Linked DNA regions of Mus musculus: regions 1 and 2 are each linked to region 3. A link is a loop called in an ENCODE intact Hi-C map of the cell type or tissue named here. Cell type or tissue: heart. All regions are shown on one strand. Region 1 overlaps Akap6 (A kinase (PRKA) anchor protein 6). Region 2 overlaps Gm34894 (a long non-coding RNA gene). Region 3 holds the start of 1700031P21Rik (RIKEN cDNA 1700031P21 gene).

Region 1 (8,000 bases), 290 kb before region 3:
TAAACACCATCTATCGTGGCAGGAGGCCCAGAGTCTCACAAAGAAGAGGTACAGGAAACTGGGATAGCCATGATAGGTCCCAAGACATGGGAAGGGTAGATTTGAACAATGTGGCAGGGGATCCTGCAGAAAGTTGACTTCAAAGTGACTTAGTAAACTAAAGGGTTAAAGAGAATACAAGGTAAGTGGGTACTAAGCAGTTCTTGGGGCTCTATAGAAACTTAAACACATTTAACTGTCACAGCCTTTAGCCACGCATCTATCTTGCCTGTGCTTTTCTAAGATAGTGTCTTGATATGTCCAGGATGGTTTTGAACTCCCTGTGTTGTCCAGGCTGGTCTTGAATTCATGACCCTTTGCCTCCTTCTGTCTTATGCTGGGATTAGTAGTATATTTTGCAGGGGATGTGACTGAAGTACCAAAAAGTCAAGTTATTTACTCAAAATAATATACATGGTGAGTTTAACACTAGAGGGAATGATGGAATTTGGCTTAGAAGACATTATGGCTCCAGAGCCCACCTTATCAGCTGTCATGTTTTGCAACCATACAGCACCAGGGAAACTTTTTAGTCACTAACACACTGCTCAGAAATCTCTTCCTACCAAGAGTGATGTTTCCTTTGCTATGAAGTCCTATCTACTACGCTTCTGAAGGTTCTTTTTTTTTTTTTTTATGTCTTAAGCAAGACTATTCTAGGAGTTCTTGATCCTCTTATATCCCAGTAGAATGTGTTAGCAAAAGATCAGGGCACAATATGACTTTTTATGGATCCTACACCTGCTTTAGCACCCCCTTTGTCTCTTAAACACAATGGCATCCACCACACAATAAAAACCTTGAGATGGAGTGACGATAGGACCAGAAAAAATAGCTTTACTTTGTAAATATAAATTTTAAATTAAGTATTATTTTTGTAAATATGAATACAAATCTCTATACTACAGAAATTAAGGAAATCATAAGCATAGAGTTTCATCAACTCTGCCATATTCAGTTTGGAGGGCAGAAAGGAGGAAACGATAAAGTACTAACTTGCTAACTGTAACGTACACCTTTGTTTCTGTCTCTGCTCCATCTTCTGTCTTCCAAATACACACACGTGGGAGGGGGAAATGACAGATTATCACCTATAAGTGACACTTTGCCAATATGATTTTCTTAAAACATTCAAGAAAGCACAATTACTTCCTTTACCCGAGTTAAAGCATGAGGGTCAGTGGAAAGCAGACAGAGCCGCTCGCTTCTTGGGAAGTAGCCAACACCTTCATTCTCCAGCTTGAAGGACGGAGAGCACGCGGTCCCGACTTACTGGCAGCATCCTTTCGTGATAACACTTTTATTCACAAAGCAAGTCAGACCAGCAAGTAAGACCCTCTGGCTCGCACACAGGCTGATGTCACTCATGACCATGACATAGAACCTAGGCTTTGAGAATGGTTTTTTCCTACCTTGTCTGAACAGAGGACAAGCGACAGTACTGAGAGACATCCCAGAGGCAAGTCTGCCAAGATGAATGTTTCCAGTATGTGACATTTACCTGACCTCATTTGACACAAATTCATACTAGCCCATGCCTAATTCTTCCTGTCTGTCACCTTTGGTCACTCTCTAGGCATCTTATAAACTCTAGCAAGGCCCCGCTCTCCCAAGACATCTGCTTCTTCCATCTTACAGTGCTGAGACTGCATCAGGAATAGTTTCCCACATCCAAGCTTGTTGACATCCAGCCTCACTTTCACGGGCCGTTAAGATTCTCTAAGAGAAGCTCATCCAGAGCCCCATGCTGGAGGAAAACACACCAAAGAATGCTTTGCACAGAAGCAAAGGTTCTTATTGCAGCTTTGTTCAATATAATTGATGCCAACTCTCCAGATTCGTTGGAGAAATCATAATAACATTAAGATTAGCATTCATGTAGTCCTCGTTCTCTGGGATTTCATAAAGCAGTCAGTGCAATGGTGTGGTAAAATATATCACATCTCAAAACTACAAAGTGCACCCAAGCACAGTGGCTCTCACCGCTAACCTCGCCACTCAAGCGGTCAAGCCAGGAGGCTCACCGCAAGCCCGAGTCTGCACTACAGAGTATGTTCCAGACCAGCCTGGGCTACAAAGTTAGATTATATCTCAAGAAATAAAATCAAACTAAAATCATAGAACTTTGATTGTAAACTTGAAGAGACTTAAGTGTTCGTAATTAATAAGTGGAGTTGTGAATAAAACTCAATTGCCCACTGTGAATCATTGGTCAGAGTAGTAGCTTTTCTATCTTTCTTCACTAATAACGGTGGTATTATCTACATATTTTATCAATCAAATGTGATAAAGTATGAAAGGAATGGCTATTTAGTATCTTTCCTGAAATTCTACAAGTAAGCAACAGAGGATATCTTTTTTTTTTTTCAGATTTGTGATTGTCTCCTTCCAAAATACCACACAGTAATGAAAAGTTGTTGTTTCATGTTTAAAGGAGAAGAGAATAATTCACTGGGGTCCTAAGCGTTGCTTTAATTGTATTTTTAAACGTGGGTCAGCAGGATAACTCAATGGATAAAAGCTGCCACACAAGCCTGATGACCTGGCTTGGATCCCAGGACCACGTCAAAAGCTGGAGATGCTGCTACCAGGCCACCAACCCCAGTGCTCCTATGAGCTGGTAGGAGGGGACTGGATAGTCACTCAGAGGTTCATGGGGTAGCCAGCCTGGAGCTCACAAGGCAGAAAAACCCTCCTTCTCTCCCTCTTCCCCTCTCTCCCCCTCCCCCCTCTCTCTCCTCATCTTCTCCTATATCCTTATCTCTCTCTCTCCTTCTTGCCCTCCTTCTCTCAAAATTTAAAATTGTCTTTAAAATGTAAACCTGAATGTCAACGGCATCTTGCTGCTGTAGTCATACGGATACCTGGGTTTCTTCCCTAGTCATGGTCCTTCCATACCAAGAAAGAGTCTACACCACACACACCACACACACACACCACACACACACACACACACACCACACACACACACACACACCACACACACACACACACACCACATCACACACACCACACACACACACACACCACACACACACACCACACCACACACACACACACACACACACACACCACATCACACACACACACACACATACACACACCACACACCACACAGATACACACACACACCACCCCCCACACCACCACCACCCCCACACATCCCACGCCACCCACACACACACACACCACACCACACCACACACACACACACCACACCACAGCGCACACACACACATCACACACACACCACACCACACACCACACCACACAGACACACACACACCATACCACAGCACACACACACCACAGCACACACACACACACACACAGACACACACACCACACCACACCACACACCACACACACACCACACACACACACACACCACACTACAGCACACACCACACCACACACACACACCACACACACCACACCACACACACACACACACAGACACACACACCACACCACAGCACACACCACACACACATACACACACACACACACACACACACACACACACACCACCCTACAATTTTTTTGAGATTTTCATTTTCACATTTATATTTGTGAACAGAACTTTTTTTTTTTTCCAAGAGAACCAGATGCAGTGCCTAGCATAGCCTCACGGTGGTGGTAAATCATCACTAATATTCTGTCAAGGCCCATGGCAAGCTTTGTAGAAACCACAGAAGGCACTGCAGCATTCCTCCTGGGAAAACAAGAAGGGATTTGTTTCTAAGCTGTGGTTCTTCTCAACCAACCTTGAACAATGACCTTGGCACGCTCAACAAATCTATCAGCAGGGTTAATGCAAGGCTGCGTTTCTCTCCTGGCGTTGCCACAACACATTACTCTGAAGACTTATTATTTTATCCCTAAAGAGAATTTTGTGGGCTTATCTTTAAAACCATTGTGTTGATTTAGAATTCTCAACTTGGATTACGGCCATAGTGTTGGCATTTAAGATAACATTTACTGCGTAACCTAACTTGATGTGCTCCCTGAGAACCGTTTATTAAATCTTTACTTCTCCTAGCCCCCAATTTTCAACTTGAAATCTGAAAATTAGCTTTTTCTCCGCTTTTTTTGTTTGTTTGTTTTGTTTTGTTTTTTTCGAGACAGGGTTTCTCTGTATAGCCCTGGCTGTCCTGGAACTCACTCTGTAGACCAGGCTGGCCTTGAACTCAGAAATCTGCCTGCCTCTGCCTCCAGAGTGCTGGGATTAAAGGCGTGTTCCACCACGCCCAGTCATTTTCTTATTTTAAGACAGACCCAAAAACGTAACAAATCATCTTTATGGATCCACAGTTATGTAGTAACATAAACAGCCTACTGCAAAACCCTTTAAAATTGGCCCTAAAGGATTACTGTGCAATTTAATTGAACATTGCGACTGCTTGAAGAACTTTAACAATTGTTATTAGTGTGTGCATATGTATGTGCCATACCACGTGCAGAGCAGTAAGGGGACAGTTTGTGGGACTGATCCTCTCCATTCTCCTTTAGTGGGTCCCAGGGATCAAACTCAGAGCTCCGGGCTTGCACGCCAGCGCCTTCATGCACAGAGCCATCCTGCCAGACCTCCTGGAAGAGTTTGTAAAGCAATAGGGCCTGATTTAATCGCTCTGGGGTAAGGTTTGAGGTTGGGGTGTTTGGGATAACCTCCAGCAGTTGTAACGAGCAGCCACAGCTGAAAATCGCCATGGCTTAGAGGCATGTCCCCAAACGAGGGTCAGATTAATGTATAGAAGCTACCAATCTTATATGCTTAAAAACCTTAAGTAGTTTCCCATCAAAGATGGCAGCTTGGTGACTTGAAGCCAAATCTTTGCCATGAATGTGTTTATTGGATCTATTTAAAAACGGCTCAGATTAAAATTTTAAAACTGAGAGATGTCACATAAAATGTAGGTTTCCTACTTAAAAAAAAAAAATCTCTTGCCGTACAAAGTCACATTCCCACACAAATGGCATCTGCAGCTGAGAGGTGTTGTCCTTTAGACATGTTGTGTAGGCTCCAGTTGAATCAGCCCACTGTCCCTCATTTATGCATCCTATACGACTCATTTCCACAATCCACCTGGTCCCTTGGATCATTGGTTTATGACCCTAGTCTAGAAGAAGCTTACACTTAGCTTCTTACAGTCATTCATTCATGTAGTCATACATTCATTAAACAGATTCATTTCGTAACTTTGCTGTGCAGATATTTGGCATTCGATTCCCTCTCTGGCCCCTTTCCTTCTAACTTCACAGTCCCCTCCTTTCACCAAGTTGTTCTAAGCAGCAGTTACAGCAAGACATATCTGTAGCAATAACACGCTGGTTCATTTCTGAAGCTCCCTGGTGACCTGGACCAATGGTGTGTGAACAGAAGAAATATGTCAAACATTCACGTCCACAGAAGAAAGCTGGCTGCCTTTCTCTCTTTCTTTCTCGGGAGCTGGAGTGAAGACAAGGTCCAGAAGAGTAAAGAGGCAGGGATGAGAGAAAAGATGGAAGGAGAGAAGACGCGGAGGCGGGAGTGGGGTGGGGGTGGGGCTGTGGGCAGAAGGGGAGTTCTCAGGTTCTCCCTAACAGGACAGTGGGGTTGCTTCACCCTTTGCATGGGGAATGGCCCCCATAGGCCCACATACTTGAACACGTGCTCCCCAGCTATTTGCTGCTGTGGTCATGGAACATTAAGGAGGTGGAGACTTGCTGCAGGAAATGAGTTTCTGGGGCTGGCCCCGAGGTTGACATAGCTTTCCACATCCAGCTTCCAGTCTGGCCTCTGCTTCCAGTTCTGCTGAGAAGTGAAGAGGCCCAGCCATGTGACCCTGTCATGAAGTTGCCTGAGGTCACGCCTTCCCTGTGTCCCTTCTAACTGCATGCCAAATGAATCCCCTCCCTTAAGCTGCTTGGTCAGGTATCTGGTCACAAAGACAATGAGAGATGCCAATTCAAGGCAGAGGAAAATCTAGATGTGTAGCTCATAGTGAATTACTATACATATCACTATGCATTTTATTATATTATGACTTATTCTTGCTTTGAATAGGAGATGCAACCGTGTTGCAAACAGTGGGTAGACAAAATGAACAGAACTTGGATTTGACTTGTGCTAGTGAAATAACTCAGTCACAGGAAAGACATCGTGTCATTCCATGCAGATGCTGCTGGCAGAGCCCTAAAAGTTAGAGACAAGGAGCTGAGAATGAAGGGGGCCGTTTAATGGCATAGAGCAGCAGTTCTCAGCCTGTGCACCAGAGGTTGCCTATGGCCACTGGAACACGTAGGTATTTACATTATGATTCATAACAGTAGCAACAAAAATAGTTGTATGATTGGAGGTCATCCGAAGTCGAGGAACTGCATTAAAGGGCCATAGCCTTAGGGAGGTCGAGACCCACTGGCAAGTTTCAGGCTTACAAGAGGAGAATATTCTCACGAGCTGTTTCACAGGAATGTGAAAACCCAGCACTCCTGAACTGCACACCTCACATGGTTAACACAGCGAGTGTGAGTCTTGGTAACCACAATGAAGGAAAAACGGAAAAGGAAGAAAGCGAAGGGGTCGTGTGATGATTGCCACAGTCGGGGTGTGGTCACGGATGTGTAGGCACATAACCAAAATGAAGTCTGTAAGGACGGGGCCCGTCTGTACCTATCTAACTGTGGGGAAAATCATTGTTAAAACCAGTGTCACTTTAATTCATTCTCCTACTTTTACAACACACTCCACCCACACCTTCCCAGCTTCATCTCTGAGCACAAGGACAGCTGCCTCTGTGCAGACATGAGGACAGTTTTATCCAACCCAGTTACAAAGAGCAAGGGATGGGCTAAGCCTGTGCTGCACTAAATCCAAAATAATTTACAAGCGGTGACATCTCCAGCTGGCAGCGAGCTCTCAAAAGCTGTGTGTCTATGTCTCTGAGAACGAAATACAGCAACAGCTGGGCCAGTTGACTACGGCCAAGATACCGTAATCTGGCGTTTGAAGACATTTGCATCTCTGTAGAGAAATGGGCCTACCTGTGTCATGCACCTATCAATTTAGTGCCACTGACTCCAAGTGACTAGTGTCATCTCTCAGGACAATGTTCTCCAGAAACCCAGAGTGTGAAAAGAAGGCCTTGAACTGTATCAAAGCTTATCTGAGTGTCTTCACTGAGGTCTCTCCCCCCCCCCTCTCTCTCTCTCTCACACACACACACACACACACACACACACACACACCAGGGCTGCATTCCCTCCTGGGCACTGCTCAACTGTTCCAAGAGTTTGGATCTACTGCTCAGTAGATCCGAGAATTTCCCACTTTAGACAAGTGGCTGTTTCCCCACACAGTCATTACGAAAAGTTCCCACTGTCCATTTACTAACCCAGAAGCGCTTTTGTGAGTTTGGTAAATGGATTTTTATCTATTCGTATGATTACTGTCTTAATTCCTTGGCATTTTACACTCTCTCACAGATCAAGTCCTCTCTAGAGTTAGCAGTCACATGACCTTCAGCTCATTTGATCCTCAGATTCATCATCTGCAAAATGGGACAGGTCTTTCCCCCCCACCCCTAGTGGTCTGTACTGTTTTTTCTAAATATTTATTTTTTATTAGATATTTTCTTCATTTACATTTCAAATGCTCTCCCGAAAGTCCCCTATACCCTCCCTTTACCCTGCTCTCCAACCCACCCACTTCTGCTTCCTGGCCCTGGCATTCCCCTGTACTGGGGCATATGATCTCCGCAAGACCAAGGGCCTCTCCTCCCATTGATGGCCGCTTAGGCCATCCTCTGCTACATATGCAACTAGAGGCACAGCTCTGGGTGGGGGGGGGGGAGTACTGGTTAGTTCATATTTTTGATCCTCCTATAGGGTTGCCGACCCCTTTAGCTCCTTGGGTATTTTCTCTAGCTCCTTCATTAGGGACCCTGTGTTCCATCCAATGGATGACTGTGAGCATCCACTTC
Region 2 (8,000 bases), 760 kb after region 3:
TGCTAAGCATGTGCCCTACCACTTGTGGAAGAGTGGCTCTTATGCTTTGATTTAATGGGGAATCCGCCTGGCTTGTTTTAATATTTTTATTTCAAGAATTATTATTAAATTTATTATCATTTGTTATTATTATTATTAAAGGTGCACGTCTTTAATCCCAGTACTCAGGAGGCAGAGGCAGGCAGATTTCTGAGTTTGGGGCTAGCCTGCTCTACAAAGTGAGCTCCAGGACAGTCAGGGCTACACAGAGAAACCCTGTCTCGAAAAAAAAAAAAGAATTATTATTATTAATGTGTGTGGTGGGGATACGTATATGCCTTAGCACGTGTCTCAGGTCAGAGAACAACTTTTGGGAGCCTTTCCTTTCACTATGAGTTCTAGAGACTGAATGAGGTTGGCAAAGTTGCTGTATAAGTGTTTTTTACCCACTATGCCACGTGACCAGCTGATGGCTTCAAACTCTTAATATTCCTACCTTGTCCTCCCAAGTGCTGAGGGCATATCAATAGCTGACCCGGCTATTTTTAATTCAGTTTAGCTCCTGTATTTTTAGTGCCAAGATCAATCTGAACAATCTGACTTCTGGAGTCACATAAAGCTGAGACCAATTATCTTGGCGTTCATCTCAGATGTCAGCTATCAATAAGCTCTGCTAAGAGAAATGTCTATTTGTTTGCTTGTTTGTTTGTTTGGGTTTGAGTTAGGGTTTTACTTTGTTTTGTTTCTAGAAAAGGCCTCGTAGCCCAGGCAGGCCTGAAACTCCCACGTAGCAGAAGATGACTTTGAACTTCTGATGTCCCTGCCTCCACCTCCCAAGGGCTGAGACCACAGGCATGTCCGGTTTTATGTGGCGCTGGGGAATTTCTCACATGTTAGCCAGGCATTCTGCCAACTGAGTCACATTTCCAGCCCTAACCGCTGCCCATTTAAGAAGTAAGGAAATAACAATGTACAAATTTAAAAACTCAAACCAAATTCTTGGTAGAGAGAAGTGAGGCGGGTGAGAGAAACCTCACACAGGAAAACCAGACTGACACCATTCTAGGGTACAACTTCTTAGAACTAAGTCCTAATTCCTCAGTGCTGAGAACTGCCACTCCAGAGCTCACCTCTAGACTAGACAGGGGCTCCCTGGTCTGTGGGGCCACTGCCTATATAAATCTGACAAGTCCGATCATTTTTGGAGTAGAACTAGAAGCCGATGCTTCCCACAGACACCAGGAAACTAGCTGGACAAGCATGCAAGGCACTCACCGTCACTATCAAATTCTTTCTCTCTCAAGATCTATCTATCTATCTATCTATCTATCTATTTATTTATTTATTTATTTATTTTTGGTTTTTCGAGACAGAGTTTCTGTGAATAGTCCTGGCTGTCCTGGAACTCACTTTGTATGCCAGGCTGGCCTGGAACTCAGAAATCTGCCTGCCTCTGCCTCCCGCGTGCTGGGATTAAAGGCGAGCGCACGCCTGGCAAGATTTATTTTATTTCATTTTATTTTATTTTTTTTGAGACAGGGTTTCTCTATATAGCTCTGGCTGTCCTGGAACTCGCTCTGTAGACCAGGCTGGCCTCGAACTCAGAAATCCGCCTGCCTCTGCCTCCCGCGTGCTGGGATTAAAGGTGTGCGCACGCCTGGCAAGATTTATTTTTAATTATGAATAGGTATATGTATCTAAGTGTGGGTTTGTGGACATGAGTGCAGGTACTTGGGAGGAGGAGTCAGTACCTCTGGAAGTGAGTTACAGGCAGTTGTGAGCCGCTCAGTGTGGATGCTAGGAACAGAACTCAAGCCCTCGGCAGAGTCCTGTTCATTTCTAACCCGAAGCCTTCTCCCCATCAACCAGATTCTAACTGAGGGGAAACTAATACCCAGAACATTTATGTGGTAAACAAAACGTTTAGGCTGTCGGTTATCGGTGTGGAAGAAGAAGGATGTGAGGGAAAGCAAGAGGCGGACTTCCGGGTTACGAGAGATGTTTTATTTTGTGAGTTGGTGTGACCCCTCTCCTGTTTCTTTGTTATTGTTCTTGGAGCTACTCAGATATACCTTTTTGCTTGTTTGTTTTTAAGGCGGGGTCTCATGTAGCTCTGCCTAGTCTCAAAACTGCTATGTAGGCAAGGCTAACCTGGAACTCCTTCCCGTTCCTCCGACATCACCTTCTCCTTTGAAGCATGCATCAGAGCCATTCACCATCAAGCCCGGCTCCATATATTCTGTATGTTAAGTTGGGGTTTTGTCTTATTTTTCTAGACAGGGTTTCTCTGTGTAGCTTTAGCTGTCCAGGAACTCACTCTGTAGACGAGGCTGGCCTTGAACTCAGAGATCCACCTGCCAAACACTAGGATTAAAGGCATTTGCCATCACACACACACCCCAGCTTTACATAGGTTTTATATGTGTTATAAGGCACTGAACTTACAACTTTTCTTATAGGAAGCTTTATTTCAACTATGTTCATTTGGGTGTTATGTATAGAAACAGAATGAAAGCAATCTATTTGGGTGAATTATTAAAGTGAAACATTGTTGCGATTCATCATGTGAAGGTGTGTCTCTCTGTATATTCAAGTGTTAATGCTGTGCTTGCAGAGAGCTAAACATTAGCAGGATCTGGTATTGTTATTTCCTTGGCCCATCACTGGTCTCATATTTTGTAAATATTTGTTCTCCCTCACCTGCCTAAGGCAGTCTAGAATTGTATCTCATCGGCTTTAATGAAGGCCCATAGCTGAGCAGGAAGTGGAAGGTAGGAGATAGGGACGCTGGGAGAAGAGTTGGGACACAGGAGATTCAGCAGCACGTGCGGAGGTGGACTGAGAGCCCTGGCGGAAAGGTAGAACTGGCCATGGGGCAGGATGCAGGCCAGAATTAATCAGGATAGAGTCCTTGCAAGACTGCCAGCTAAGGCCTGAGCTTTAAAATATTAACAAACCTCTGACATTATTTATATAGCTGGCAGGTCTATAGAAAGTCCTGTTATAAAATATGATGAATAGAATATTATTTAAGTGCTTAAAATATGGTAAGGGAGAAAAGGCTTTTAAGTTACCAAAACAAAAGTGACAAAAACTAATAAGCATATGATGACCTCAGCCATAATAGAGCTGGTTCTTAGCAAAATGGATTTTAAACATCTCTCCTTATATTTTTCTTCTGTTGTTTTGTTTAGGTATTTGTATTTGGTTTTTGGAAATACAAATTCAAGCCAGGCAGTGATGGCGCATGTCTTTAATCCCAGCACTTGGGAGGCAGTGGCAGGCAGATTTCTGAGTTCGAGGCCAGCCTGGTCTACAGAGTGAGTTCCAGGACAGCCAGGGCTACACAGAGAAACCCTGTCTCAAAAGCCCACACCCCCCTCCAAAAAAAAGAAAGAAAGAAAAAAGAAATACAAATTCAGGTTTCAAACTCTCAGGCCTCCTGTCTCAGCCTCACAGGATACAAAGCATGGGTGACTGGCCTGATGATGTTCTTTTTAATAGTTAAACATTTTACTACCAAAGGAAAACAGACTGTTAGCTGGGTCTGGCAGAACATGCCTGTCAATGGGGGGTGGCCGCAAGACCAAGAGTTCAAGGTCATTCTCAGCTCTCAGGTACCCTGGGCTGCATGGGATGATGGATCTTGACTCAAGAAAAAGAAGAAAAATGGCTTTTACAAAAAAGCATGTTTTGGCCCCCCAATAAACCAGTATTGCCAGAAACTGCTCTGACTTCTAAGGTTTCATGCCTGAGAAAGTTTTCATGGGAAACAATAAAGGTCACAAAACAACTTTCCTTCAGATGTCCTGCCCTGTGCCGCAATGTTTGCCAAGAACTGTTTCCCCGCCTCCTGGTTCCTCTCATTGGCCCGTTGGTCTTTCCATCACAGGTGACCTCCAGTATCTTGGTCCCACATAGCTCAGGGTGAAGAGCTGAGTAATCCTGAACCTGGGGCTGCTGCCGGAACAACCTTTCACACAGTGCCCACTGCTCCCGGTTGCACAACATGTTTGACTGCGAGAGATAAACGCCAGGTTTACATTTGACTCCAGTCACCTTCGGGGCCAGCAGCCGGAGCCTGTAAACAGCACCCACTCCTTTAGAAAGGCGCGACTTTCCCAAAGTCCTGCCTTCCGAGCGCTGCGCCAGGCTGGGAGGAGGTGGACAAGGAAGGGGAGTATTCCAAAGAAAAAGGAGGCTACAAGCAAGCTCTCGACTCTGTTTAGGAAGAAAAGGAAGAGCCGAGCTGAAGCATTGGCCCTGCGGGGGGTGGGGGTGGGGCTCATTTTGTGAACTGGAATTTAAGAACTAAAACTAGTCCCCCTAACGTGTTTCTGTTTACCCATCAGAAATCAATCTCTGATTGGAGCAGGTACTTTTTCCTCCGTAAAACAGGCCAAAGAGGAAACGGAACTGTCTTAGTACTAAAATAATCTGTAATTTAATTGATGTTGCATGTTAGGCTTATTGAAGACACCACTATGAGAAGATTCTGTGCTTTGTTTTCTGACACTGAAAACTGCAGGGTGGGGGCGAGAAAAATCCCCCCACGACTTCACACAGGTTATAGGAGGAAAACTAATAGTCGAGAAGGAGGGATTTCAGTGGATTCTTTCAAGAATAAACATGTCTTACTCAGATCTTGAAGCCTGTGACTATCGAGTACATCTAAGTACATCGAGTTCCTTCTGTTGGTTGAAGCTAGGTTTGCTGCGTCTTGAGTCCAGATGGAACAATGACACTAAGACAAAGCCTTAAGCAATTTTGTTTGCTAATAAGATGTCAGACCACTAATGAAAGGGCAGCTTGCTTTGGCTTAGGAGAGCAAGCTTCCCATAGAAAGCAGCTCCTAAGTGTGAAAGAGCAATATTTGATTCCCTTCCTCCCTAGTGGTAAAAAAGATGTTTTTGAGTGGCTAGCAGAGAGGAAGAGAAGGCTAGCCGTCTACTGATAAGATAGGATCATAGGAACATTTGTTTGGTTTTGCTTTGCAGATGGGGACTGAAGCCAGGGAAGCTTGCCTGCTAGGCAAGCACGCTGTCACTGAATTATCCCTCCCCACCCCCACCCCTCCGGCCCACATAGGGAAAATTCTGTAGTCGTTAAGATCGCTGTCGGTCCAGCTGCCCTTCTCCAAGACTGAGTAAGACATTGTGAGCTCTTTAAGAAGGAGAATCACTTCATAGTTAAATTATGCTCATGGACATTACACGTGCCCGTTCATTAATATTTAGGGAACACACCGGCCTCAGCAGTTCCAAACACCTGAGTATAGACAATGCTTCTTCCAATGTGGACAGGAGTAAAACACCAAAGTTCATCTTCTGAATAATGAACCACCAGCTTCAGAGTGTAAATGCTGCCTCCTCCAGAGGCTAAGGGCCTCTCTTCCCAACCCTACTCCCCTCTATTCTCCCACTTCCTTCTCCCCTTCCCTATCCCATTTAGTTTTCATTTTTGCTCATTGTGCAGCCTGACTGCATGAAGCCCAGGCTGGCCAAGAACTTGCTTTGTAGTCAGTCCTTCCTTCTGAGCCAGCTGTGTGCTGGGACAGCATTCTGACACACAATAGGTATTTTTTTCAGTTCCAGGTATCAGAGCCAGGACTTAGAGGTCTAGGTAGGTGTAAGTGCGCTGCCATTGAGTTCCGCTGCTAGCCCTGAAATAGAGTATCTAGCTCACCGGGGGGGCTGCAGACTCTAGATGATTCTGGCCCTATCTATCTCTTAAAAGTCAATATCTGGTCCATTAAAAAAAAAATCACACAGGAAGTTGATGTGGGAGCATTGAGAATTCAGGGCTATTCTGGGCTCTATCACCAAAGTTTGTCTCTCAAAAACTAAAACCTGATAGAAAGAGTCAACATCAGACCCAATGAAACAGACATTAAAATAACAGATTACACCTATTTTGGAGAATCATCTATGTCTCCTCCCTGTTGGAAAGCTATGAGTGTATTTTTTAAAATGAATTCACCTTCAGCTGATGTATACTGTATTGTTGAGCAATCAGAGATTTCTTTGAGTTGATTTTTTTTTGTAGAAATGTCCCCAGAAAGCAATTTGAGCGATGAAGAATTTTTGTTCTTATCACAGTCTATTGCAAACAACAGTGGATCGTCCTGAAGTACATTTCATAGTTTTTATTTAATCCTAATTATTTTTATCATTGTTGTTGACATATCATCAAGCTTTTGACCTCCTTTCAGAACGTGCTCTTACTGACTAGAATGACAAAAGCCTCCGTAGTCCATGGGGAACCTGGAGGAGTGAGACAGATCTGCTGCTAGATGCATTCTCTCCACAAATGAGGCGAGGACCCTGAAGCCAGGACAGCAACTCAATGGCTTAATCCGGATCACAAAGTCAGTCTTGGCTAAAAGCCATTAGTGGATACTAGGTTTCTGATAAAAGCCCATTCAGTCCTTCCACTAAGCCACTTTCCTTTAGATAATTACTGTATAAAAACTACTGAGAATGGAAAAGCATCTGAAGCAAAGCAGATACAATTTCAATATTTAAGAAACTTTATTTTACAATAATTATATGATGTACAGAGTATGGGTAAAGGCAAATCCATAAGTGTAATATTTGTAACTTTAAAAAAAAATCTCCTGCAAGAGACAACTACATAAAAACAATCATACTAAAATTAAATTGGTTTTAATCTGGTTAGGGTTAGGGGTTTTGTTTATTTGGTTAGTTGGTTTGGTTTTCTGCATTCTAGGGATCGAACCCAGGCAGGGCCTCAGAGATAGTGGGCAAATGCCTTATCACTGAATTCCACCTGTAACTCTGAATTGTTGTTGTCCCTGTTTGCCTGGTTTTTGGTTTTTTGTTTCTGTTTTGTTGGTTTGGTTTGTTTTGGTCTGGTTTTTGAGTTAGGATCTCACTTCTTATACCTGGTAGGCCTGGAACTCACTGTGTAGACCAGGCTGTCCTCCAATCACAGATATGCCGGCCTCTGCCTCCCGAATGGTGGCTCATGCCACCACACCCAGTGCTCTGAGTTAGTTTTAAATTAAAGTATTGATTGTACACCTCATCAAGGAATTTTTTCTTTGCAACAGATGAAGGCAATTACAGAAAACCACGAACAAAATGCAAAGTTGTTGTGGACCTCAGTCCCATTGAATACTTCTACAAAACATCTCCTGCACGTAAGGCTCAGGGAACATTGCAGAAGTGGTAGGGAGACTGTGTTTTGTAAGAACCAGAGGGTCAGGGTTTTGCTGGAGACTGTGTCTTCTAGTAATGTCAGAACTATACCTCTAAAGTCTCACCAGCATGACTGCCAGTCTTATTTAGGGTTTCTATTGCTAGGACACACCACCATGACAAAAAATGCAAGTTGGGCCGGGCAGTGGTGGCGCACACCTTTAATTCCAGCACTTGGGAGGCAGAGGCAAGTGGATTTCTGAGTTCGAGGCCAGCCTGGTCTACAGAGTGAGTTCCAGGACAGCCAGGGCTACACAGAGAAACCCTGTCTCGAAAAACAACAACAACAACAAAATGCAAGCTGGGGAAGAAAGAAAGGGTTTATTTGGCTTACACTTCCATATCAGTTGTCCATCACTGAAGGAAGACGGGACAGGAACTCAAGCAGGGCAGGAATCTATAAGGAGCTAATTCAGAGTCCATGAAGGAGAGCTGCCCACTGGCTTGCTCAGCCTGCTTTCTTATAAAATCCAGGACCACCAGCCAAGATGTGACCCTGCCTACAATGGGCTGGGCCCCCTCCCCCATCAATTACTAATTAAGAAAATGCCATACATCTGGATCTTATGGAGAGATTTTTCTCAATTCCAGCTCCCTCTTTTCAGATATCTCTGGTTTGTGTGTCAAGTGGAAAGACTAGCCAGCACACTGCCTAAACATGAGCTGAATAAAGATAACACCAGTGGGCGTACCAAAGTGGATGTGAATGTGGTGGTGGTGGGGGTGTTAGACGTCTGGCCACGGTGGTGAAGAAAGACCATGAGAATTCAATCTTACACAAAGGACTAAGAACAATGTGGA
Region 3 (8,000 bases):
ATTTTTGGATAAAACAACAGAATTACTGCTAATGTGAACAAGTAGGATTATTATGACAATAATATTTACTAACAATAAAGTCCAAATGTTCCAGAATACAAAAATAAGTTTTTCCTTATTTAAAAAAATCTGAGGAAATCCTTCAAATAAATGTCTCCTAAAGCTAAGTTGTTAACCATGCCTATTAAACTTATTCTCACAAAAGCAAATCTTAATTCAAGGTTCGACTACTTTAAAAGAGACCCACCTACTGCAAACTTTCCTAAATGCCTCTTAGAAGATGTAATAAAAACCAGTATTTCCCCATGAAAAGACTGGTTGATCACATATACTTTAGGGTAAAAGAGCAGGATTTTTAAAATTAAACTGTTAATGTGGGATCTTAAACAATTTTTTTGCTTGTTTTTGTTTTAGTCCTGGCTACCCTGGAACTCACTCTGTAGACCAGGCTGGCCTCAAACTCAGAAATCTGCCTGCCTCTACCTCCCAAGTGCTGGGATTAAAGGCATGAGCCACCACACCCGGTTTAAACATATTTTGAGTTCATCAGAAGCCAAAGCATTTTAATATTGCAAATGTGTGGTGTAAGACATGAACATAATTTATAGCAAAAGTCTAATACTGAGTAAACATGTTTAGTGTAATGTATGCAGTGTTGACGGGAGGGTTGCAGGATGGGAAAAAAGAAACAGGAAAACACTGTAAGGAAAGACAAGAGTCTATGGGAAACAAAGCAACAAAGGCAGCTAGCTGTGTGACAGAGATAGAAGAGTAAAGAAGATGTTAAGTTTGAATAACCCTGGCAGATTCACTTAACAGATGAGTCTTTCAATAACTGTATAGACTGACTGTGGTGGTTTGAATAAAAATGCCCCCCATAGTTCCATAAAGAGTGGCACAATTATGAGATGTGGCCTTGTTGGAGCATATTTGTCACTGGCTTTGAGGTCTCAGAAGCTCAAACCAGGCCTAGTGGCTCACTGTCTCTTCCTGATGCTTGTAGATCAAGATGTAGAACTCTCAGCTCTTCTCCAGCACTATGTCTGCCTGCATGCTGCCATGGTTCCTACTATGATGATAATGGACTAAACCTCTGAACCTTTAAGCCAGCTTCAATTAAATGTTGTCCTTTGTAACAGTTGCAGTAGTCATGGTGTCTCTTCACAGCAATAAACCCCTAAGACACTGACCGGAAACATATTGAAAATATCCAGACAAATCTCATGCTAACAGAAGGAGAGGAAGAGAGGCTGCTTCTGTGTGTCCACTGGATTTTACAAAATTCTGTGCGACAACAGCCCTAGAAACCAGGGCTCAGAACTAGCACCGCAGGGCTCTAGAACCATTGCCCAGTGAGGGAACAAACACCTCCAATCTTGCCCGAAGAAGGTAATTTGTTAGCTCCAACTTTGGGAAACACCTGGTTATGGAATCCAATGATCCAGAGACTCAGAATCAACACCCCTTTCTTCATTTGTCATCCCTTTCTCTGGTGGCCAACTCTGTGCTTTCCGCGCCAGCGTGCTCTACCCAAGGGTTAAATACGAACATACCAGAACAATGTTTATCAGTGTTGTCTAAAACCATTGGGTGGAAGATTTGTAAAAGCTTGATAATGGAGGTGTCAGGATACTGACTCCATGAGATTTCATTATTCACATGTCAACGTCACATGCTCCTGATGAGGTACAATATCAAGTGCATGCCCTACCATCATGATTGCATACGGCTTTTTTTTTTTAAAGTCAAACTCTCAGCCTCTGCAAAACTACACATTTTCAAGAAACGGGGAGAATAAACAAATTAAGCAACATAAAATCCATAACAACACAATGGACCACATCTAAGACATACCCACAACAAGGTATCTTATTTCTTCAGGAAATTAACAGCCTGAAGAGAAACGAATAATGATCGTTGGAAAATAGAAGTCAAAGCATACCGCCATTAAATAAGATGTGAGATTAAGTATAGCCCTTTATGTTATGACAATTTCTAAGATGGCATCTTTGAAATCAAGTAAATTTGAGAGCGAGCTGAGTATTAAGCGATATAGAAAGGACTTGCTGTAATGTAAGATATAGTAAAGGACTTACTAATGGTAGGGTAGTTAGGGACTTTTGTTTGTTCCCTACTTTCTGTTTCCAATGTGCTTATCCCTAGAACGTTTAAGTGGTGAAACCAACTAGTCTAGAGCTGTGCGGTACGGAGTCTGCCGGCTCACAGAAGTTGAGGCTTCACCGCCCGCAGTCCCGGCATGCCGCGCGGGGAGAGAGCCACGAACTCACCACCTTCCCTAGGCCTCCAGAGGAAGACTATTACCCGACATGCACCGGGCTCTAATTTGCATACCCCCCCCCGTGGTAAACCACACGGACCCACGCTGCCTGCGCAATTCCCTCAGCAGCAGGGGGATTTCAAGAGTCTAGCCACACAGTTCTGCTGAAAAATTTCTCCTTCGTTTTAGGGTGCACGGAGGAGTTCGAGGATCGTAAGCACTAAAATCACCCTAAGTTAAAGAATCTGATTTTCTGAGTCCTTATATAGTCCACGGTTAGGCCTTAAGATCGTGCTCGCTTCGGCAGCACATATACTAAAATTGGAACGATACAGAGAAGATTAGCATGGCCCCTGCGCAAGGATGACACGCAAATTCGTGAAGCGTTCCATATTTTGCAACCTCGATTTTTGTTATCTCTCTGTAGTGTTAAATAAAGTACATTGGGTGTAAACTGAGATTCTAGTTTACAATGCTGGCAACTTTGTATATATCTTTATAAGATGGAGTTTCGCGGTAACAGGTAGGTAATACTAAACCCCAAGCACCCCGGGAATAATGACATTTTTCTCTTAGAAGACTTTTTAGTTTATGAATTTCTTTATTAATCTTTTTTTTTTTTAATTTACATTGATGAATTGATGAGCCCTAATAGGGAAACAGCAGGAGCGTCGCTAGTTCATTCTCTTCCGGCTTGTAGACCCGAGTGTGTGTAACAGCTAAAAAACAGCCTGCCATTAGGATCTGTCTCACTAGGCGCCCCTCTGCATGTAGCCTGGAAGAAACACTGGCCAATGATGCATTCCCCAAATTTAATAACAGCAGATTTTAGTTGATGAAAACAAGCACTAGGGGCCAGATACAGTAGTAAAAAGCTAGGATAGGATTTAAGAATGACGCGCTGGGTTGACTTGGAGACGCTGTGAGGGAGAAGTCAAAAGTTATTGTTTGGAATTTGGTCCAATGACCTGTTCATAGTAAGCAGAGCCAAAATATGGAACGCTTCACGAATTTGCGTGTCATCCTTGCGCAGGGGCCATGCTAATCTTCTCTGTATCGTTCCAATTTTAGTATATGTGCTGCCGAAGCGAGCACGATCGTAGTGTCTAGCCGTGGACTATATAAGGACGAAGAATTCCTGACTTTTTAAGTTAGGGTGACTTTGACCCGCGTTTTTCTCCTAGCCTCCCAGTAAACCCGGGAACAAAGAAAAAGTTTTTTCAGTGAAACTGTGTAGCTATGCTCATGAACCCCTGCTGCTTAGTGGGGATCACGCTGGCGGCGTGGGTCCGTGTGGTTTACCTTGGGGTTATGCAAATTAGCTCCTGGTGCATGTTGGGTAAGAGCCTTCCTCTAGAGGCCTGGGGAGGGGAGTGAGTTCTCTAAGCAGTCCGCTATCCGGCACGCTGGGAGGCTCGCTGTTCTCCTACGTCTGTGTGGGAGCTTGAGAAATGTGTGGCAGCTAAGTGACCAGGGCCCTGACTCGATCACCTACTCCCCCCACACACTAAAACAGGACACTTGTTACCTATGTTCCACTAGTCCAATGCCTGTTGAAGTATGCCCAACCCGCCAGGTGACCCCTCCCCAGCATAGCCTACTCGGTCCCAGAACTATGGGCACCATACTCTAGGAACGCAGCAAAAGCTTGGGGAGGTCCTCTAGAGCCTGGGGTACAGTCTGTTCCCAGCAGGCGCTGCCCGGCCTGGACCCGCGAGTTTGACTGGGCGGCCACGCCCGTCCACTCTCTGCGGGTGGCCGGTCGCAGGTAACGCCTGCCTGTGCACATTTTGCGCAGGCGCCGATTAGGTCCAGGACCGAGGCTCGGGGACCAGGGGCCGCACCCCTTCACAGGTGTCTGGCAGGCGCTAGACGTTGCCTGGTAACCAAACATCCGGAACACAGATGCAAGGGCGGAAGCCCACCTACTTGGCCTGAGAGGGAAATTTAAGGATTTACACTGCTCACTTTGGAGTAGAATAATAGCAGAGTCACTCTTGTACTTCCGTTCCTTTTCCTGTATATTAAATGACATGTTAGCCCTGTTATGATACAAATGTGTAAAACATACCTACTTGGAGGAAATATTTGTTGTAATTTTAAATAACAGCGAAGTCTTAGCTGTTCAAGTCATAGCTTTGTGGGCTGTAAAATGAGGGACAAAGGTCAGAAACTGCTAGTTTGGTGTGGTTTCAGTATTTCTCAGAATGAAGTCTGGGCAAAGGTTTTCCTGTGTGCTTATAATTATCACCATTAGTCGGCTGTGGTGTGGCACCTGCCTGTAATCCCAGTACTTGGGTGGGAAACAGAGAAGAACTAGAAGTTCAAGGGCAGATTTCCCTACATAGTGAATACAAGCCCAGCCTAGGCTAGTCAGCTAAAATTCCTTCTCTTGAGCAGACAGACAAGGCCTATCCTTGTTCCAGCAGCAAACAGAAGAGTCCTCCAAAGGACACTCTGCGGAGGGAATGGTGAGTTGAGCTTCCTTCTATGACGTAAAGGAGGAGTTGCTCACAGAGCCAGGGTGTTCATCCCCCCAAGTTACGCCTAGAAAGCCTTTACCCAGTCGGGATGAAGACTTCTCCACCCAGCCACCCCACTCCCTTAGTCTTCCTAGGTTACAGACTCTACCCCTCCCCTCAGCGAGGCCACTTCTAGTTATGGATAAAATTGCGTACTACAGTAGGTAGGGTGGATACTCAGGTAAGGGTCGCCTGACCTCCCTGCCCCTTTATGAGCAGGTGTGGGTCAACAAGCCCAGCTGAGATGATCTTTTGCCAGTAGACATTACAGAATGTGGTAAGATAGATTTTGTTTGTTTCAGAAGATAGTCCTGTACAACACCTATACAAACTGTCTCAATTCATTAACAAACGAACTACCGAAGGACAAGGCAAGTTACTACTTAATTTAACTAGAGTTTCTTTTTTTTTTTTTTCCCTTCTCCTCGTCCTCCCATCTTTCCTCCAACTTGGCATGAGAAAATAATTTTAAAACTTGTTTAATTGGCACCGGTTTTCTGATATGCAGAAAAAGAAGGGTTATGAAGTCACGCAGAGCCGGGCGGTGGTGGCGCACACCTTTAATACCAGCATTCGGGAGGCAGAGGCAGGCGAATTTCTGAGTTCGAGGCCAGACTGGTCTACAGAGTGGGTTCCAAGACAACCAGGGCTATTCAAAGAAACCCTGTCTCAAAAAAAAAAAAAAAGAAAGTTGGTTGTTTTCTAACAACTTTTGAAAAGTAATAAAACACTGTTCTTCCCCCAGGAAAAACAGGAGTGAAAATGACAGGTCTATTGAATTAAAATTTCCAATTAGATGCTTTTTAAAAATGCTTTGGTGTAACTTTCTATTAGCCTGCCTTTTATGATAATTTTGTATTTATTTACTTTCCATCTAGATTGCAACTTCCCCTTTCTCCTCTCCTCTGAGACCCTCCCTCCCTCCCTCTCCTCACAGTCCCTCCCTCTCACCTCACCTCTCCCCCTCCCCCTCCCTTTGTTTCCATAAACTAACATTCAGATGTCTGAATGAATGCTTAATCAAGCCAACTTCAGGTTTAGGTCAGTAAACAAGCATTAATTTAATGATTTTTATCTCAACATCCCCATGAGGTTAAATGGGTTTTAGTACTTCTTTTAATATTTTTATTGCATTGTTTATTTATTTCCTTTGCATGTGTGTTGTGGTCAGAGGACAATTTGCCAGGAGTTAGATTTCTCCTTCCACCAAGTAGGTTCTAGGGATAAAACCCTCATTCATTGGGCTGGATAGCAAGCGCCTTTACCAATCTCACTGATTTTCAGTACTTCTGAGGACTCCAAAGTATGTGGGTAAGATTTAGTTTTCTTTTCTTTCAAGTGAAAAATTAACTTGAGATAGAGATTATAGAAGAAAACATAGGAAAGTATTTTTTGCAACCTTAGGGTGAACAAAGAGTTCTAAGATAGAATACAGAAAGTAGAATCTCTGAAAAACTTGTCAAACTGGTCTTTATCATAAACAGAGTCAAACTGTTCAACAGAGAGTCAAACTGTAATACAAGACAAATCTCAAGAGAATAATCAGAACCCATCATCAGAAATGTATCAAGAATAAATTAAGATGGGGCTGGAAAAAAGGCTCAGCAGTTAAGAGCACTGGTTGCTTTTCCAGAGGACCCAGGCTCATTCATAGCAAACACCTGATGGCTCACAGATGGTTATCTGAAACCCCGGTTCCAGGCAGTTGACCTCCTCTTCTAATTTCTGAAGGCACCAGGCACATTGTGGAACACAGGCAGACATACATACAGGCAAAACACTCATACCCATAAGAGAAAATAAATCTAAATGGGCAAAAGGTTTAGACAAATATTTAGCAAAAGTATAACAAATGAAAAGCACAATGAAACAAAAAGGGAAAATAGAAAAAGATATATAAATGCCTCCCCTGAAAATGGAAACAAATTCAACAGGCTAATCCTCAGAAAATTGCTCATGTCTGCTAAATACCATCTCACAGTACTAAAATGACAAAACTCAAGAATAAACAAAATCAGGCGACTCTGCAGAGCATCTAGCACTCTTAGGTGATGGGTAGACACTGTCAGGGAGGGAGAGAGGAGAGCTGATACATTTTTGAAGAACTCTTTAGCTTTTCCTGTGCAAAGATTCATGCTAATTATCACCTTGGCATAGTCAGGAGTCACTGGAAGGTGGACATCTGACGTTCCTGTGTGGGATTAGCTTGATATTAGTTGTGATATATATTGATGTGAACTGACCGCTTGCAAGCCAACACTCACCCTCTCCCCTCATTGTAGATGTCATGTGACCAGCTACTTCAAGTTTCTGTTGCCCAGACTTCTTTCCATGATCAACTGTACCTTGAACTATAAGTGTACATAAATGACTCTTGAAATTACTTTTGCCAGAGTATTTTATCACAGCAATAAAAAAAGTGGGAAGTCTTACAGAGGGAAACATATTGGGACCCACCAGTTTCTAATTTCTATTTATACAGGAGAAATTAAGACTTAAATCCATAGATTTGTATAATGTGGGGAAAGATGGATTGTGACATACGGATACAATGGAATGCTATTCAGCCATAAGAAGAAGCCTGTTGCTGATGTGCACAGAATGAATGTGTTTCACAGGTGTGGTACACAAAAGAAGACAACTGGGAGAGGTTTGTGTCATGAGTCTATTCATGAAAGTCTATGCACATGTGCCAGTGAGATGACTCAGCAAGTAAAGGTGCTTACTTGCCACTGAGCCTGACAACCTGAGCTCTCTCTGAGACCTACAAGGTGGGAGGAGAGAATCAATTTCTGACTTTCACACAAGGCACAGGTATTCCCCAAATCCTACATACATAAATCCTACCTATCCTACATAAATAAATGCAATTAAGAAGTGTTTAAAGCTCCCAGGATTCAATGTGGGTGATCTTAAACAAAATGCCCAACAGTGGGGAGATAGAACCTGAAGAGACTACCTCTAGTAGTCAGACAGGGCTTTCAGTGGAGGGATGGAGACACCAACACACCTTCAAGATTTTCAACCCAGAATTGTTCCTGTCTAAAAGAAATGCAGGGACAAAAATGGAGCAGAGACTAAAGGAATGGCCATCCAGTGACTGACCCAACTTGGGATCCATCCCATGGGCAGGCACCAAATCCTGATGAAAAAGTGTAACATAAAAACAAAAAACTAGGCCTTTAGGCCCAGGCTTGAGA

Evidence for each region. Peaks named below come from ENCODE experiments on the same cell type or tissue, not always from the same donor. Only the 100,000 strongest peaks of a DNase experiment are listed, where the experiment ranks them.
Region 1: a loop joins it to region 3, with 6 times the contacts of the local background. A loop is called at or near these places in 8 of 42 quality-filtered maps.
Region 2: a loop joins it to region 3, with 4 times the contacts of the local background. A loop is called at or near these places in 4 of 42 quality-filtered maps.

Annotation. Positions count from the first base shown.
Region 1 is chr12:52,891,601-52,899,600 of GRCm38, reverse strand. The region is part of intron 4 of Akap6 (A kinase (PRKA) anchor protein 6); the gene reads right to left. Among named protein-coding and RNA genes, the nearest start is that of Gm51971, 97 kb to the right of the region's middle. In heart, a CTCF peak has its summit at 3,679; DNase peaks (open chromatin) are centred at 3,750, 5,480, 5,760 and 6,920; H3K27ac peaks cover 1,275 bases.
Region 2 is chr12:51,841,033-51,849,032 of GRCm38, reverse strand. Gm34894 (a long non-coding RNA gene) reads left to right here. Exons shown (of 3, transcript XR_381584.4): 2 at 3,872-6,346; 3 at 7,052-7,365. Among named protein-coding and RNA genes, the nearest start is that of Gm34894, 6.8 kb to the left of the region's middle. In heart, no CTCF peak of the experiment used is centred here; DNase peaks (open chromatin) are centred at 872 and 3,882; H3K4me3 peaks cover 1,669 bases; H3K27ac peaks cover 3,451 bases.
Region 3 is chr12:52,599,161-52,607,160 of GRCm38, reverse strand. It overlaps 1700031P21Rik (RIKEN cDNA 1700031P21 gene), which reads left to right and starts at 4,839. Exons shown (of 3, transcript NR_045910.1): 1 at 4,839-4,981; 2 at 5,106-5,171; 3 at 7,083-7,177. It overlaps Gm35239 (a long non-coding RNA gene), which reads right to left and starts at 4,208. Exons shown (of 7, transcript XR_001780617.2): 1 at 2,097-4,208. Gm23296 (a small nuclear RNA gene) reads left to right here and starts at 2,570; the gene lies at 2,570-2,676. LOC115488100 (a small nuclear RNA gene) reads right to left here and starts at 3,373; the gene lies at 3,267-3,373. In heart, a CTCF peak has its summit at 3,123; DNase peaks (open chromatin) are centred at 2,290, 3,290, 3,710 and 4,040; H3K4me3 peaks cover 2,936 bases; H3K27ac peaks cover 2,643 bases.